Regions from separate parts of the Homo sapiens genome. Here regions 1 and 2 are each linked to region 3. The links are chromatin loops, found by intact Hi-C in ENCODE. Cell type or tissue: PC-9. All regions are shown on one strand.

Evidence for each region. A loop is a pair of places that touch in the nucleus more often than their neighbours do. Peaks named below come from ENCODE experiments on the same cell type or tissue, not always from the same donor. Only the 100,000 strongest peaks of a DNase experiment are listed, where the experiment ranks them.
Region 1: it touches region 3 in a loop (4-fold over the local background); 3 of 110 quality-filtered maps call a loop at or near these places.
Region 2: it touches region 3 in a loop (11-fold over the local background); 2 of 110 quality-filtered maps call a loop at or near these places.

The regions. Positions count from the first base shown.
Region 1 is chr6:133,760,959-133,763,458 of GRCh38, reverse strand. All of the region lies in intron 3 of TARID (TCF21 antisense RNA inducing promoter demethylation), which reads left to right. The region is part of intron 2 of LOC124901402 (a long non-coding RNA gene); the gene reads right to left. Among named protein-coding and RNA genes, the nearest start is that of LINC01312, 59 kb to the left of the region's middle. In PC-9, no CTCF peak of the experiment used is centred here; no DNase peak of the experiment used is centred here.
Region 2 is chr6:133,744,198-133,746,697 of GRCh38, reverse strand. The region is part of intron 4 of TARID (TCF21 antisense RNA inducing promoter demethylation); the gene reads left to right. Among named protein-coding and RNA genes, the nearest start is that of LINC01312, 76 kb to the left of the region's middle. In PC-9, no CTCF peak of the experiment used is centred here; DNase peaks (open chromatin) are centred at 137, 747 and 997; H3K4me3 peaks cover 1,276 bases; H3K27ac peaks cover 2,360 bases.
Region 3 is chr6:133,568,053-133,570,552 of GRCh38, reverse strand. TARID (TCF21 antisense RNA inducing promoter demethylation) reads left to right here. Exons shown (of 9, transcript NR_109982.1): 5 at 2,305-2,363. Among named protein-coding and RNA genes, the nearest start is that of EYA4-AS2, 110 kb to the right of the region's middle. In PC-9, CTCF peaks have their summits at 714, 1,289 and 1,493; a DNase peak (open chromatin) is centred at 842; H3K4me3 peaks cover 1,308 bases; H3K27ac peaks cover 1,749 bases.

The DNA.
Region 1 (2,500 bases), 190 kb before region 3:
TCTGCTCATCTTTTTTTCTTGCCCCACTGTAACATCTGATTGACTGTGATGTCACATTCCCCACCCTCCCACAGCAAGGAGACGATGAGAAATGACTGTTCATTGATTGCTGAGTATGTGGTATACTGCAGTTATGGGTCTTGACATTGAAAATGATCTTGTGAAGAGGGTGTAGGAGGAGTGGATCAAATGGGATAATGTGTTGAGAAAGCTTTGTCAAAGTTCATTCACCATTTTTGCACACTTCTTATAGACCAGGTGCCGTGCTAAGCATAAATATATGGGATGAACAAGACAGACTTGATCCCTGCACTCATAGCTCTGACGGTTTAATAGGGGAAGAGAGACCTGTTTTAAAAGGAAGGCTTTGAGCAAGGATAGCTGAGGGACATGACATAGTTTCCGGGGCCTGTGAAAGACTTCTTGGGGTTCTAACTCAAGCAAAAAAGTCTTCTTCAAAACTCAGTTGTCATGCTTTTGTTGTTACTCTTGTTGGAGGACTCAAGATCTATCCCTGACATACATTAACCATCAACCGGGCATGCACATGTCCAGTGTAAGGTACTTGTGTCTTCAGGAGAAGGCCATGCTGCAATAAAAGTGCAAATGTTATTTGAAAGGCAGCAAAGCTCGGTGAATACTAGTATTAATAAAATTATCAGAGGATTAATTTAGGAACATTAAGCTATAAACCCCTGAGTTACATAGTTTATACATTTGCTAGTCCAATCTGATTGTCAGGAAACTGAGGAAATGGAACTCAGGAGAAGTCTGTCACAGAGCTAAACACTTGATGAATGAATAAGTAAATGGTTGAATGGATTGGCACCACTCTACATATACCTTTTAAGATACCTGTCAATTTATTCTAAAGTTTCCTACATAGTTTTCTCAGTGATTCTTTTGGTTTCGGAAGTTAGATTAGAATGTGAGTACTTCTGGAGAAAGTTACACTAACAACTACATTTTATTAATATGATTATTTTTATTATTTCATAACACCTAATGAGCAATGTCATTTAATTCTATGGGAGTGAAAGTGAAGCAAGCATATTTTAAAATCATTAAGTATAAAACAGTAATATTTTAAGACCTTTTTATTTTCTGCCAAAAATGGACATTAAAAGAGGTGTTTTTTGTTTTTTTTTTTAATGATTCACCCATTTCACAGATTTAAAAAATGAAGTTTGGACACTTCTCTAGGTTTCACATGGAAAATCAGTGGCAGATGAAAGAAACTCAGGAATTTATTTTTTCAACTTGTGCTTAACCAATTGGAGACAGGCTGTCTCCAGGCTATATTTTCTTTCTAATAGCTATAAAGTGAATGAACTCAAAGAACAGTCTAATGTCCTGCTGCAATTGATATGAAAAAGGACAGGGGAAGAAAAGATTCCTCATTAATGGATTTATATTCTAGTGATAGGGTTAGGGGGTAGAAAGGTCATTTTGAAAAGAAAAGTGAAATATAGACCATGCAGAAAAATTATCTTGTTATCTGACTCAGAGACATGAGGCTGCATGTTATCCTCTGTTCGTTTATTTTTTCTCCTAGCTTTTCTTTTATTTTTAGATAAATGTGAGTCAGACAGATGAGACAAGAGTAATTTTTAGAAACTCTCTTCTCTTGCAAGCTTTTGGGAGCAGAGTTTTTCTCTTTTTATATGGTCTAATTGGAAGTACCATTTAATTGTAAAGGAAGAAAATTGGGCAGGTAAATTAGTAAGAACAAATAAGATATCTTATTAAAAGTTGAGCTTACCTTCTTATTAAGTATATTAGGTCATAATCAGACAAAATTTAAAGCTTAATTGAAAAACTAAAATTGAAGTTCTCTGCAGGTTTTTTTAAGTGGAAAGACATTATAACCCCGGAAACGACTTTTTAGTTTAGGAAAGAGCATGGGATGCGAAAGTAACTAACTATTTTGGTGGTTTTATGTTTAGTGACAAGTTTCTTACATATGAACAACTTAATTTAATTTTCAACAGTTACTTCACCAGGGATGTCTTATTTATTTATTTTTTTCAAAGTGTAGAAAAGGAACTTTAAGCCTTGAGAGTGTAAATGTATTGGCACAGTATCCTGGGTTCAAATCCAGCTTTGTCTGGCTCTGACCCTCTGCTCCTTTCCCATACAAAATTTCTCCTGAGGTATCTACTAGTTTCTGGTATTGGGGATGTGGTTGAGTGAAGCACACTGTGTCCCACTGACTTCACATCCAGACACACACAAATGGGTGAGATACAGCTTGTGACTTGGGGCATAATGGAGTACGTACCAGGCACTGTTGTGGCACAAAGAGGGGAATGATCAGCTCTGCTTGGACTGAGTGGAGCAGGTCAGCCAAGATTTTATGGAGGAGGAGAAAAAGCCATTTGAGCTGGGTCTTCCTTGTAGAGAAGGCACAGTAGGTCACCTGAGATGGAGGGAAAAGCCTGCCCAGAATGGCTTGAAACAGTGGCATGGAGGATATGATTGCAGTATTGTCAGATAAAGT
Region 2 (2,500 bases), 180 kb before region 3:
GCAATGAGGTCCTGTACCTATGTATGGGCTTGGGCTTACTTTCAAGAGTGACATGTTCACATTACAGAGAAAAGTGTCATACAAGAATAATATGTGGAATGAAGAAGAACAAAAAAAGTGTCAATTCTCACTTATTTACCAATCATGTTAGCCAGAGCAAAAGAATTTGGCATACCACACTCCTCCTCTGACCTAGATTAGAGATATCCATCTTAAAAAAATAAGGGGACAGAAAATATATTGAGAAGGGTTAGTGATAACACTTTTCTATTAAAAAAAAAAATCACCTGTGTCAATCTCCGTGACCATACAATGCAATGGAACTCTCCCAAGAATCCCAGGCTCAGAGCCCTTTAAAGAGCTCCAGGCAGGCTGGGCGCGGTGGCTCACGCCTGTCATCCCAGCACTTTGGGAGGCCGAGGCGGGTGGGTCACGAGGTCACGAGATCGACACCATCCTGGCCAACACGGTGAAGCCCCATCTCTGCTAAAAATACAAAAATTAGCGGGGCGTGGTGGTGGGCGCCTGTAGTCCAGCTACTCGGGAGGCTGAGGCAGGAGAATGGCGTGAACCCAGAAGGGCGGAGCTTGCAGTGAGCTGAGATCGCGCCACTGCACTCCAGCCCGGGTGACAAAGCGAGACTCTCTCTCAAAAAAAAAAAAAAAAAAAAAAAAAAAAAAAGCTCCAGGCAGAGACAGAATTCCCAAGCCCTGCTCCAGGTGAGTCACCAATGTGGAACGAGGAAGTATCCTATGGAGAAATTCAGCCTTCTCATTAGGATGGAGAAGCCTACCTGTGGTTTCAACCCCAGCTACCTTTCAGCTTCATGTCTAACACACAATTCAATACCTGCCTCTCAAACTGAATTCATCTCTTCTTCTCCCACACACTCTGGGGTTTCCTGCCTTCCCCTACCCTTGCATTCAAAATGTACTCATCCTTTAAGACTTACCTCAAATGACTCCTCTTACAGGAAGGGTTCCTCCATCGATTCCAGCTAAATTCGTCATTCTCTTTTCAACATTTTCACACTTCACACACTGACTAAGTGTACAGACATTTCAGGGAAGGAAGGAGGAGGAAAGAAAGTTTTATCAAATATTCAACACTTTTACCAGTACTTAAAAATAACATTTATTGCTTCTTTGTACTAGGTTAGTAATGCATATTTAATGAAAATAAAAACGACAGTACTTCTATGAATACTTTGGCAAAAATCCTTCCATTACTTTTATTTATTGTAGGAGAGTGAGTATGTATGTGTAGATACATAACACTTGAAAAAAATGAAATCATATAAATTGTTTTTAAATGGTTTATTATTTATTTATATATAGACTATGTAGTTCCACACCTTTAATCGAAAATTTCCAATGGCTACCCAGTATTTCACTGTATGGAGATAACAGTTTATTTAATGCCTTATCCTGGGACATTTCAGTTTTTTCCAGTTTTTGCTATTATAAACATTCTTATTGCAAAAGTATTTTTATACATCTATTCAAAAATATTTATTAGGCACCTTTTTTTCTTAGGCATATGTGATAGGCATTCCATTATTGTTTTTCTCTGGATAAATTAATAGAATTTTAAAAATCTGGGTCAAAATGTATGAATACATTGAAGTATTGATTTTTCCAATGTCCTCTTCAAATTGAATATATATTTATTTTCACACCTTTGCCAATGTGTTGGGGGAAACCATTTGCTTTTACTTGATTTCCAGTGGGATTTTATACTTAAAAGTGTGTTTTGGCCATTTTACTTCTTTTTTATTCTTCTTTTGTGAATTAACAGTCCTTACCCTTTATATATATAAAATATAAGGCCAGACACAGAGGCTCAGGTCTGTCATCCCAGCACATTGGGAGAATGAGGATTGCTTGAGCCCGGGAGTTGCAGACTAGCCTGGGCTAGATGGTAAGATCTCAGTCTCTGAAAATAATTTAAAAATTTATTTTAAATTTAGTCCTAGCTACTGGGGAACTGAAGCAAGAGGATCCCTTGAGGCCAGAAGTTTGAGGCTATAGTGAGCTATGATCATGCCACTGCACTGCAACCTGTGGAACAAAGTGAGGCCCCATCTCTTAAAAAATAAATAAAATAAAATAACAGATGCTCATCTGTCTCTTATTGATTTGGAAAACTTTAAAAATATTAAACAGACTACTTTGTGAGGCTGAGGCGGGCAGATCACGAGCTCAGGAGATTAAGACCATCCTGGCTAACACAGTGAAACCCCGTTTCTACTAAAAAATACAAAGAAATTAGCCGGGCATGGTGGCAGGAGCCTGTAGTCCCAGCTACTCTGGAGACCGAAGCAGGAGAATGGCGTGAACCCAGGAGGCAGAGCTTGCAGTGAGCTGAGATCACGCCATTGCACTCCAGCCTGGGGGAAAGAGCAAGACTCCATCTCAAAAAAAAAAAAAAAAAAAAAAAAAAAAAAAATTAAACAGACTACTTGCCTATCGCTGTATTGAAAATATTACCCTCAATGTTT
Region 3 (2,500 bases):
GTCAAGCATCAAATCTCTTTCTGATACATTAAAATATGATCTCTACCATGACACCTCAAGCATAGTTAATTTTTTAAGCAAGTGTTTTGATTAATTTAGCTCACAATGTGTATATATGCGAGACTCTCAAGTTAAAATATTTATGGCTTGTCCTCTGTAGAAATTATAAATACATTATTCTTAAATCCCAGATTTTCATAGATTTAATTTAGTTGAATTGTCAGTGATTTTGCTCATGTTAGTAATAACCAGTAATTGCTGACTATTTTAATTCAATAAATTATTTTCTAAAATTTTAAAATGTTTTAAAATTACTTAAAATGTTTTGAGACTTAAGAGGTTTTTATTTATAGGTTAGAATCCCTCCCACTACTTATATATTTTGAGTCAGTTGTATTTTGCAAGTCACAGAGTAATTTCTGAATATTAAATATATCTTCACAGAAAACACAAACAACTTTGGGTGCTGGGGAAGAAGAATTAGCTTCTTTTAGAAGGATTTTATGGACATTGGGGCTAATAACTTTCTGCAAGTAGGTTTAAAGAGGGCTAGAATTGCAAAAATGTATGGCAAATAACGCTTTAACGTCTACCCTAAAGTTAGTTTACTTCATCATTGCTGAGATATTGAGGAAAAATTATAGTTTCATTAATAAGTTGGATGTTGCTTCTAAGTGCTTAATTTCTAGTACTTTTTGACAAATGTATTTTATGTGAAGCATATTTAAATCTGGTGTACTAGAGTTAGGGCAATAAGGCCAGGTTTAGCTAGAGGGAGCGCTGAGATTGTCTCATCGAGGGGAGCTGGTTTTAAACACCTTCCTCAGGATGATGCATGCTCCGTGGCCCTCATATGACACACCCTGCTGGGGTGACTACAAAGAGCTGAGTCACCAAAGCTCCGATCCTCACTTCTCAGTGAAACTCCTGTCAGTTGCAGTCAGGAATGATGGAATACTATCTGTAATGTTAATATTTGAGACACTGATCATAGGTTTTCGAGGGGGTCATAATTTGTACAAATATACACATGCATACACACGTATGTATACTTGTTTTCATATGGCAATATACGTGTCTCCTGTTATTCTTTTCCTGAGAACTAATGTTTTTTCTAGATGTTTGTGACAACATCACACGTATCAAGTAGGTAGTGCCGAAAAGGAGCCTGTTCCCAGCCAGGAACCGGCCACAGTAACAAAGCGGGCTGCCGTTTTCGAAAGCTTTAAGCACCTAATCTCCAGAGTGTTGTGATTGTACTCCCCCTCTTGTTTAGGCTTGGAATCATCAGTATTCATGCAGTTCGCAGAAATTCTGTGTAAAATACAATATTAATATTAAAGTATAATACATTATACCACGGCTTCTCTACAAGGCATGCTGCTTCTACTTTATTTCGTGGAATAGTTCTTAGGTTAATTTGTCAGTTGAGATTTGAGACTCTGAAAAAGAAAGATGGGGTTTTAGAGAGAATCCGAACAGTTAAAATACATCGTCCTCTGGTGTCCTTCTGAGGTATTGCCAGTGGGAAGACTTTCAGAAACCTGAATAATGAAGGGAAGGAGGAAAGAAAAGGATTGATGGCGTTTTTTCCTTTAACTGAATAAATTTTAACAATAATTAGCTTATTTCTAGGGAAGGACCTGGTGAGGGGTTCTTATGAGGAATAAAGAAACGTCTTTATTCTTATCTCACTCCTTAGGTTTTTGTTGTTGTTTTGAGACGGAGTTTCGCTCTGTTGCCCAAGCTGGAGTGCCATGCGCGATCTCGGCTCACAGTAACCTCCGCTTCCCAGGTTTAAGCGATTCTCCTGCCTCAGTCTTCCCAGTAGCTGGGATTACAGGCGTGTGCCACCACGCCCAGCTAAATTTTTTTTTTTTTTTTTTTTTTGTATTTTTAGTAGAGACAGGGTTTCACCATGTTGGCCAGACTAATCTCGAACTCCTGGCCTCATGTGATCCGCATGCCTCTGTCTCCCAATGTGCTGGGATTACAGGTGTGAGCCACCGCTCCCAGCGTAGATTTTGTTGTTATGGTTCGTGTTACTGTTGTTTTTCCTCAGCCTTGAGCCAGTTATTTTCTGCTCAAAACGTTCGACCCTATATCTTTTGGCCTCAGAGAGCAGTAAGTGCAATCAGGGTGTAATCGAACAGATATCTGTGGTGCTCCTTCTATGTGTCATGTACTGTGTTAGGTACTAAAAGAAAGATGGAGGGGATACTTGGAATTTTCTCACTTGCTCTCAAGTCTTTTCTGACTATCCAGGTTTTGCTGATTATTTAATCAAACTTGTTTTTTTCACAGACAACACGAACCTGCAAGTAATCATCCGACCAACTTCCTCTACTGCTTGGGAATTGCAGGCAAGTTCAAATTCTTCCCCCAAATTTCTCAGACTCCTCGGAGTTGTCTCAAATCTACTTGAGAATCGTTCTGTATTTCCACGTAGCCCATCTCCAGAAGCTACTGAAACACATGCATCAAAAGTCACTGCAAGTGG